Regions from separate parts of the Homo sapiens genome. Here region 2 is linked to region 1. A link is a loop called in an ENCODE intact Hi-C map of the cell type or tissue named here. Cell type or tissue: ovary. All regions are shown on one strand. Each heading gives the region's core, and the rest is flanking DNA. Links, peaks and the distances in the headings are about the cores only. Region 1 overlaps CFAP298-TCP10L (CFAP298-TCP10L readthrough). Region 2 has its middle 54 kb from the start of SCAF4.

Region 1 (5,374 bases), core at 256-5,255:
TATAATTTGGACTTTACACAAAATAATTATGTAATTTTGGGCAAGTCCCTTAATACAGTATTTGAACTCAATTTTATTGCCCCTTTTAGGTCTAAACTCTCAGCTGTGAGTACTAATTTGTGGCGTGATGGTGAGGTGAAATGGCAGAGGCCCATGGCACATCATTGCAGAATATGCGTTAGACTTTCACAAGTCATCAGTCATGAATTTCAGGATCTGGCTGCTTGTCTTCATGGGAGACGTCAGGTACAGCTTGCAATTAGCTAAGGGGTTCATCTTACAATACCTCTAATTACTGCTTTAGCTAAAAGCCCCCATGAAAGACACAAGTTTACCACATCATATGAACCCATGGTAAATATTTTGTGACCTGATACTTATCCAGTCAGTGCTCTGTTAGCCAGAACTAAATAGTTGCCAGAAAAATGAAAACTAATATTCATAATACTGGTCTTGAAATACTACAAAATCATGGGACAAAATCAGCTAGTCGGGAGACTGGAGTGGGAGGATCACTTGAGCCCAGGAGGCAGAGGCCGCAGTGAGCTGAGATTGTGGCACTGGACTCCAGCCTGGGTGAGTGAGTGAGACAATGTCTGAAAAAGAAGGAAAAAGAAATAAAGAAAGAAAGAAAGAGAAAGAAGAAAGAAAGAAAGAAAGAGAGAGGTAGGGAGGGAGAGAGGGAGGAAGGAAGGAGAAAGAGAAAGAAAAAGAAAGAAAGAGGAAAGAAAGAGAGAGAGAGAAAGAAGGAAAGAAGGAAGGAAAGAAGGGAGGGAGGGAGGGAGGGGAGAGGTTTGAAGAGGCTCACTCTGCCTGAAGACAGGAAGGGACCAGGAGCCGAGGCGCTCTCAGCCCCAGAAAGGGCAAGGAAGCAGAGCCCACCTCCAGCCTCCAGAACGAATGAGCCTGCCAAGGCCTGGGCTGTAGCTCCACGAGACTCAGCCAGGATTCTGACATACAGAACTGTATGAGAACACGATTGTTGTTTTAAACCACTACGTGTCGGTAATTTGTTACGGCAGAAACTCTTCTTAAATGTGCATTTCTAGGCCTCACCCGTATAAATTCGGATTCAATAGTCCCGGGCTGAGAATGTGAATTTTTAACAAGCGCCCCAAGTTACTCTGATGAGGTGCCGAGAATAACACTTTAAGAAAACATGGCTGACAGTAAGCAGCAGAAATATGAAGAAATAACCAGCACTACTAACTCTGCACAGACAGAAATGCAGGTTCCAGAGATTGATGAGGCTCTGATGATGAAGGGGCATCTGAGCCAGGATGGGTCTCACATTTCCAGCCAGAGAGGAAGGAGGAGGCTGAGTGGCTGCACAGTGGGGAAGCCCGCAGAGGGGAGAGTCTCCTCTCGGATGCACTGGGTCTATGGCATGGCTGACCAGGTGCCCTAATGCAGGAGGCATCGGAAACTGTGGGCTCGAAGCCAAGCTATAAGCGGCGCACTGAAGATACAGAGGAAGAGTTCGCTGCACAAGGTTGATAGTCAAGGGGGAAAAGTTAGATCGGGTAATTGGAGTTATGAGGAGAGCGGAACGGGGCAAGGATTCCAGTACTGGAGAATGTCTGGTTTACTGTAGCCAAGATATTTTAGTTTAGGGCATAATTTAAAATGCTCCCTTGACTCCTCCACCCCATGGAAGGTCTCAGGTTGAGGGGCCCAGCTAGTCCTGAATGAGGTCCTCTGTGACCACCAGCTCCTCTTCTCTCCTTCCCTCTGCCATAGTGAAGCTCTCTATTGTGGGATTTGGGCATATGAGGGGCAGGCCCACCTCCCCTAGATGTCACCTCTCTGCCTTCTGAGTATCAAGTCAGTCTCTTTCTCCCTAAGCCTCCCAAACTGTGGGGACTTACGTGTCAGTGTCATTTCAGTTGTTGTATGATTATAGATACATGAAAAAGGAATATTTAAAAATTGTCCTGACCTCCCTCCTCCCGACCCCTGTAGGAACCCACCACTTAACCACACAAGGGCCCAACTCATCGAGCATTACAGCTTGGGGAAGAAACGCCAGCCGCGAGCCAGAGAAACAAAAACGAGGGGCTGTCCCTAAAATGCAGGATCCAAGGGCCTGGAGCTGGAGAGAAATCAGGCAGCACCTCACAGAATCCAGGCTCACAGAAAGTCTGTTTCGATCAGAATTTAAAACAACCCTCTTCCTGCTGCAACTCTTCAGGCCACTGACAAGGTGACAGGATCACATTTTGTACAGGATACAAACATATTCCCTATGGGTGGACAAAACGACCCCGTAGCCCATCTACACCAAGGAGCTGCACCTGTGCCCTGTGTAGCCAGATGCAATTTTCTATTATTGGAAAATCCACTTTAAGTTGTTCCTTAGCAAATTCTTCCCAAGTACTGTTTCCTTTCCTCAATTCCTGGCCTAGCAAGTCTAGAAAGAAAACAAAAAGAATGTAAAATGTTCTTGGTTGACTTTACTCTTAATTACTAAAAAGCAAACAGAGAAAATTAAAATCAAACACATGCAAAAAATTCTTCTAGAGCCTTGCACACAATGCCAGTTCTTGAAATATTTCATAAAGCAAAGCTAATGAAATAAACAAAGACGTGGCTGAAAGGATATGCATTGTACTGTGCTTATGGAGCCACATTGCTCACTGCATCTCTCGCTCCACTGCCGCCGGGCTCATCTGCCAGAAGCCTGTTCCTGAGCTGATTGGGGTTCTGGTCCAGGGGTCCCAAGGAGCGAGGCCCAAGCTCAGGAGGACAAAGAACGACCACCTGGAAAGTGGCAAAAATCTGTAAAAAAATAAAATCTGAGTGGGCCCAAGGGGCACCTGGTCTCAAGAGCAAACGCTGTGTCCAGAGCCTCATGTCCGGAGGCCCAGCCCGACTCCCTGGCTCTTACAGCCCCGAAGCCCAGAGACCACCCCAGCCCGACTCCCTGGCTGAGACTTCCCGCCCGGATGCCGTGAGATCGTCCCAGCCCATGCTGAGGTCAGTTTGTGCTGTTATCTCTTTTTTTTTTTTTTTTTTTTTTTTTTTTGAGGAGTCTCACTCTATTGCCCAGGCTGGAGTACAGCGGCGCTATCTTGGCTCACTGCAAGCTCTGCCTCCCAGGTTAAAGCAATTCTCCTGCCTCAGACTCCTGAGTAGCTGGGACTGACTACAGGCGCCCGCCACTACGCCCGGCTAATTTTTTGTATTTTTAGTAGAGACGAGGTTTCACCATGTTAAGCAGGATGGTCTCGATCTCCTGACCTCGTGATCTGCCTGCCTCGGCCTCCCAAAGTGCTGGGATTACAGGCGTGAGCCATTGCGCCCAGCCTCGGGCAAGCCTATTAAAAACTTCCTAGTGTGCCTCCTCATTTGCACAAGGATGTGTGGTAAAGGGTTAACTCAGCAGGCTTGGGGTGTCCAAACCCTGCACATTCAGAGAAAGGTCTGGCCCTGTCCTTCTTCCCAGAGGATACCCTTTGAGCCCTTGGATTATCTTGCTTGATAAGAGTGTTTACGTTTACCTGCGGCCTCCAGCCATGGCCAAGAGTTCATGGAGTTCATGTTAACAGTGATTTATGTGGACCCTAGAGCCACACTACATCAATTTGACCTCTGGGATAGCTGGACTGGGTGACTAGGATTAGCCAGCGGAATGATTCAGGCCTATGTGACCGGCTCCCAGGAGAAGCCCTGGACCCTAAGGCTCGGGGGCTTCCCTGGCAGGTGGTGTTATGTGCACACTGGCACAGTTGTTGCCGACAGAATTAAGTGCACTGGTGTCTCCTTCAGGTCAGGACGGCGGGCAGCTCACAGCTGGCCTCTCCTGGACTGTGTCCCAAGCACCTTTTTCCTTTGCTTATTTTAATCTGTGTCCTTTTGCTATAATAAACAGTAACGTTCTGTGAATCCTTCTAGTGAATCATTGACCCTGAGGGTTGTTGGGGGCGTCAGACACAAAGGGGATAAGGACACCTGCCTTGACTGCCTCAGAGGGGTCACAGGGAGCTGAGATCCAGCTGTCACAGTGAGGCCATGCAAGTCTGGGGGTTCTTATGACACAGAATTCTAGTGAGGCAAACAGTACTTTCAGACTGAATAAAGGAGGGGTGTTATTCACTTCCAGCGTCTGTCATCTGCCGAAAGCTACGTGCCCTCTCCACGGAAGATACAGGGGCAGGATCTCCCATCCACAGCAGGCACACAGACTCCCAAAGGCCCTGTGCACAGAGCTCTGGATTAGGAACAGATTCCCCCCCCACCGCCCCCCGCCGCCGGGGAGAGCCCCACACTGCCTTTTCCTCTCAGGATGCCTGACACCATTTAGGGTGGGATGTGGGAAGCTGGCTTCAGGATCAGACCTGAAGACAAGTAGCTGACCTGGGGGTTGAGCCAGGGCTCACACCTAGGCCCTTCTCCAGGGGGGTTTACCAAAACCAGCCCCATGTCCTGTAGACCTGACTTTTGTCAACACACACATATATCCTCCCCTTATGCACAGGTGTTTATGTAAAAGCAATGTATGTTTATATGCCAAGGTGACTTAAAAATTACAAAGTGCGGTACAAACATGTTATTTACGTTGTGATGAGGATGACAAGGTTTGGATTTCATGCTGTGTGTAATGATGTCAGTTGGAGTTCTTCTTGGGATAAAGGAGGGCAGGCGGTCAGCACAGTTCCTGTTCTGTGAATCAAGGACCTTCGTTCAAGCAGTCCTTACTGGACACCTGTGTCCTCATCCTTGCTAATACGCCAACCAGCCACACACACTGCACCACAGAGTCCCTATGTCATACCAGCCCTGCAGGCACCTGTTTCTTGGCACCAAGTGTCTTTCATGAGTGTGAACCCATCTGATGTTAGTGGCCAGTGGGGAAAATGCCCATGGGAAGTGGAGTGTCGGGGGAGCCCGAGCCTGTGGCCTGGCCATTCTGCACAGTGAGTTGCGGCCAGTACGTTATGTGCTGATGCAATTCATAGCTGCTCAGCACGACTCTGCCCAGATTCCGTTTATTATCCTACTAAATAATTATTTTCATTGTCTTCATCTTTTTAATTGCACTACTGATGTCTTTATCTTAAAATCTGAAGAAGGCTCTCTCCATGGGGCAGACTTTGTCATTTACAAGCTAACTGGTGAGAAATTGAAGGGGAAAGTGCGATCACGTTAAGTGCCTTTGGAAGACCACAATCGGGATGCACAATCACTCAATTATAACTTGGTGGGAAGGGAAGCAGGGAGGTTTGAGGAGGTGAGAGGCGAGACTCTGGTTCAGAAACCTGTGCTCAGGCCTGAGTCCCTCTCATTGGCCGGGGGTCTTGCAGAAGACACGGCCTCTCTCTGAGCTCAGTTCCTGTATCTGCAGGGACCATGACCCATCAGCCAGTTGGTATGA
Region 2 (5,374 bases), core at 212-5,211, 810 kb before region 1:
GTCTCTTGGAAAATCTGCAAGGCAAATAACCCACATGTTTGGGACCCGCTCACCTTCAGACATCCTCTTCCTGACCCAGATGTGTCTGCCTTCTGGTAAGCCCCTCCAACTGTAAAATCCCCTCCACCCCCACCCCCGAAACTATCCTTCTTCAGAGGCTTCTCCTCCAGTGCCATGTCTCCCTTTCCATCTTCAATGAAAACTCCTATGTATTTGCAGTAATGTTTGATTAAGGTCATTTATACACATGTGTGAATGACTGATAGTCTTAACTCACCAGGTTATACTTTTTCTTTGAAAGAGAACTTTAACGAAACTCTAATTCGGAAAAAGCTATTAGCAAAATATTTTAGAGCAAGGTATTGGGAGCCTCTCTTTATGAGCCGTATTACCTTGGGCAAGTGACATAACCTCTCTGTGCTTCATTTTCTTACGTGTAAATGGGGATTGTAAAACTCATAAGATTGCTGTCAGGATTAAATTAATGTATGTAAAGCACTTAGAATAGAGCTCGGCACAGAGAAATGCTACATATATATTAGCTATTACTGCCACTGCCACCACCACCATCACCACCACCACCACCACCATCACCATCATCATCATAATCACAGCCACCACCACCATCATCACCACCACCACCACCACCATCACCATCACCACCATCACCGCCACCACCATCACCATCATCATCATAATCACAGCCACCACCACCATCATCATCACCACCACCACCACCACCATCACCACCATCACCATCACCACCATCACCGCCACCACCATCACCATCATCATCATAATCACAGCCACCACCACCATCATCATCACCACCACCACCACCACCATCACCACCATCACCATCACCACCATCACCGCCACCACCATCACCACCGTCATCACCACCACCATCATCACCATCATCACCATTATCACCATCACCACCACCACCACCATCACCATCATTAGCAGCTATTTAATCACCACCACCACCACCACCATCACCGCCACCACCATCACCACCATCATCACCACCACCATCAACACCATCATCACCATTATCAACAACAACAACAATAACAACAACAACAACCATAGCAACAATTACATCACCACAACAACCACCACCAACACCAACATCACCACACCACCAACAACCACCACCACCACCACCATCACCACCACCACCATCAACAACCACCACTACCATCACCACCACCACCATCATCAACACCACACACCACCACCACCACCACCACCAACCACCACCACCACCACCACCACCACCACAACAAACACCACCAACAACAACAACAACAACNNNNNNNNNNNNNNNNNNNNACCACCACCACCACCACCACCACCACCACCACCACCACCACCACCACCACCACCATCACCACCACCACCACCACCACCACCACCACCACCACCACCACCACCACCACCACCACCACCACCACCACCACCACCACCACCACCACAACCACCACCACCACCACCACCACCACCACCACCACCACCACCACCACCACCACCACCACCACCACCACCACCACCACCACCACCACCACCACCACCACCACCACCACCACCACCACCACCACCACCACCAACACCACCACCACCACCACCACCACCACCACCACAACAACAACACCACACNNNNNNNNNNATCACCACCACCATCACCACCACCATCACCACCACCATCACCACCACCATCACCACCACCACCATCACCACCATCACCACCACCGCCATCATCATCACCACCACCACCACCACCATCACCACCATCACCACCACCACCACCACCACCATCACCACCACCATCATCACCATCACCACCACCACTGTCATCACCACCACCACCATCACCACCATCACCACCACCATCACCATCACCACCACCACCACCACCATCACCATCACCACCACCACCATCATCATCACTGACTACTACCATCACCACCACCACCACCATCATCACCACCACCATCATCATCACCATCCCTGCCACCACCATTATCACCCACCAACTACCACCACCACCACCACCACCACTACCACCACCACTACCACCACTGTATTAGTCCATTCTCATGCTGCTAATTAAGACATACCCGAGACTGGGCAATTTACAAAGGAAAGAGGTTTAATCGATTCATAGTACAGCATGGCTGGGGAGGCCTCAGGAAACTTACAATCATGGTGGAGGGGAAGCAAACACATCCTTCTTCACATGGTGGCAGGAAGAATTGCCGAGCAAAGGGGGAAAAGCCCCTTATAAAACCATCAGATCTCGTGAAAATTCACTCATTATCACGAGAACAGCAGCATGGGGGTGACTGCCCCCATGATTCAATTACCTCCCACCAGGTCCCTCCCACGACATATGGGGATTATGGGAACTACAATTCAAGATGAGATTTCGGTTGGGACACAAATCCAAATTGTACTAACCACTATCATCACCCCCCACTACCACCACCACCACCACCACCATCATCATCATTACCATCATCACCACCACTACCACCATCATCGTCAAAGCTTCTTTTCTCCATTACTTCAGAAGGTCTTGGGGCAGCGGCTTTATTTTCCCCTTTCCTTCGGTAAATTCAGTCTTGTGTGTCTGCTGCTTATTAACATCTCCACCAGGGGGCAGGCTGTGGAAGAAAAAGGTTCAATGCAAGACTTTACTCTGTCCTTGAATTTCGGAGCTGCCAGTGTATGAATTCTTCCAGACTCTCCCTGACAGAAACCATCTTTATATATCTGCTAAGCAGTTCTATTTTTTAATTTCTCTATCACAAAGAGTTCCTCTTGTTCCGTGAAATATGTATGGTTTTGAATATTTGAACCCGATGTTTTCCTCTTTGCTCTAACTTCTGAAATGTTTTGCCAAATGTGGGAAAGTGGAGCTTGATATGAGTCAATTGCATTTTTTTTCCTGCCAAAAAGTGATTTCAATTTTCAGCTGCAGACATAGGCAAAAGGTGTCTAGGATAAGAGAGTTTACACTTCTGGGCCAGCAAACATGGTGGCATGCAGGCCACACTTCCCTCCTCTGTGCTCACAGATGGCATGGTTGATAGATGATGGCAATCTTCCTCACTGAGTCCAAAGGCAGTTCTAGATACTTTCTCAACACACCACTTCAGTCAGCTTCTAGCGATCAATGGCACTTGAGATAAAACCAACTTGGCATTTCTGAGATGTTCTACGTCACACTCCTTCCATCACTCTCCATTTGAAGCATAGTGTTTGGGTCAGGGCATTCTATTTTCAGAAGAATATTTGTGCAGTGATGCTTAATGAGGGCAGCTCTCCTCCCAGGGTGTGCAAATCTGTGGCCATTTCTTAGTAATCACAGCCAGTGGGGACACATCTGGCACATGGTAGGTGGGAGCCAGGATTGCTTATTCACCCTGTGAGGTGTGAGGTTTTCCCTCATGATGAAAACTTCTCTCCCAGCCTGTGCTAGTTTTGAGTATCTTGTTGGTCATGTATATAGGTGAAAAACCTGTTGATAATAATCTAATGCCAGACCTGAACTCTATTTTGTATCTAACACACATTATTTTCCTGTGCTTTTAATACACACAGAATTTCCCAGTTGTATAACTATCACATAAATTGAAATCTATCCCTCTGTTTTGCAGAAACTTCCCCAAGAGTTGCTTACCATTTCTGAAAATTGCCTCACCAATGACAGCGCTGCCCCTGGGATCTGAGTTGCCAAAGCAGCACACTGGGTTCAGCATGCACGGGTAGTGGTCCTGTTCACAGGGATTTTACATGCAAGGCACGCATCTGACTTCTTACTGACGTCTTCTATTGTAGTCACATTGTCATGGATGTGTGGTGGTCATGCTATTTATGGATTCTATTTCAGACAACAATAAAATAGGTGGTTCCAATATTTGGTCTAGAAAGAGAGTCCACTAGGCTGGGTGTGGTGGCTCACGCCTGTAATCCCAGCACTTTTCAAGGCTGAGGTGGGTGGATCACCTGAGGTCAGGAGTTCGAGACCAGCTTGGCCAACATGGTGAAACCCCGTCTCTACTAAAAATACAGAAAATTAGCCAGATGTGGTGGCAGGTGCCTGTAATCCCTGCTCCTCAGGAGGCAGAGGCAGGAGAATCGCTTGAACCTGGGAGGCAGAGGTTGCAGTGAGCTGAGATTGCGCCATTGCACTCCAGCCTGGGCAACAAGAGTGCAACTCTGTCTCAAGAAAAAAAAAAAAAAAGAGAAAGAGAGTCCACTAGATAGAGACAAAGGGTTGCTTTTCTTATCTCTGTTGAAGAAGGGGGTGCAGGCATTATATGCTGGCCTTCGTGTAAAATGCTAAGCTGGGGGGTGGATGTGCATGAGTGAATGTGTGTGTTTAGTGTTTTACTTTTTTTTTTTTTTTTTTGAGACAGAGTCTTTCTCTGTTGCCCAGGCTGGAGTGCAGTGATGCAATCCCAGCTCACTGCAACCTCTGCCTCCCAGGTGCAAGTGATTCTCGTGCCTCAGCTTCCTGAGTAGCTAGAATTACAGGCACGTGTCACCACGCCCGGCTAATTTTTTTTGTATGTTTAGTACAGATGGGGGTTTCGCCATGTTGGCCAGGCTGATCTCAAATTCCTGACCTCAAGTGATCTGTTGGCCTCGGCCTCCCAAAGTGCTGGTATTACAGGCATGAGCCACCATGCCCGGCCCTAGCGTTTTTTTTTTTTTTTTTTTAATAGTGGTAACTGACTTAGGCTGACCCACTTCCACTCTTTCCAGATCCAAAAAATGCCAGAAGCACAGATTTTGGGGAGACACATCATTTGGAAGAGGCATTGCCCTGGTTCATAATGGGCCATGTAAGATTCACTGATCTATGTGGGATCCAAGAAACCAATGGCCGATCGTTTCTATCATGCTCTAAGAATTTTGGGTCTTCAAATCACTTTTAAGTTTATGACCTCTAAGAATAGATTTAGAAATGACATCTTATGGCCGAGTATGGTAGTTCATGCCTGTAATCACAGCACTTTGGAAGTCTGAGGTAGGGGGGACCTCTTGAAGCCGGGAGTTCAAGACCAGCTTGGGAAACATAGCAAGACCCCATCTCTAAAATTAAAAAAAAACAACTCACTGAACATGGTGGCACATGCCTGTAGTCCCAGCTACTTTGGAGGCTGAGACAAGAGGGAGGCTAAGGCAGGGGGACTGTTTGAGTCCAGGAGTTCAAGGCTACAGTGAACTATGATTGCAGCACTGCACCCTTAAGGGTATCAAAAAACAAGTCATCCCTTACGGTATCAAAAATCTGGAAACAGCATTCTTTTTTGATACAGCAACCTCCTAGGTATTTATTCTGAAAAAAATATTGGGAAAA

The links. Peaks named below come from ENCODE experiments on the same cell type or tissue, not always from the same donor. Only the 100,000 strongest peaks of a DNase experiment are listed, where the experiment ranks them.
Region 2: it touches region 1 in a loop (3-fold over the local background); 12 of 110 quality-filtered maps call a loop at or near these places.

What each region holds. Positions count from the first base shown.
Region 1 is chr21:32,589,641-32,595,014 of GRCh38, forward strand. All of the region lies in intron 5 of CFAP298-TCP10L (CFAP298-TCP10L readthrough), which reads right to left. Among named protein-coding and RNA genes, the nearest start is that of TCP10L, 6.8 kb to the left of the region's middle. In ovary, for the core only: no CTCF peak of the experiment used is centred there; a DNase peak (open chromatin) is centred at 2,941.
Region 2 is chr21:31,783,405-31,788,778 of GRCh38, forward strand. No RefSeq gene overlaps it. Among named protein-coding and RNA genes, the nearest start is that of SCAF4, 54 kb to the left of the region's middle. In ovary, for the core only: a CTCF peak has its summit at 2,641 (motif pointing right); a DNase peak (open chromatin) is centred at 2,657.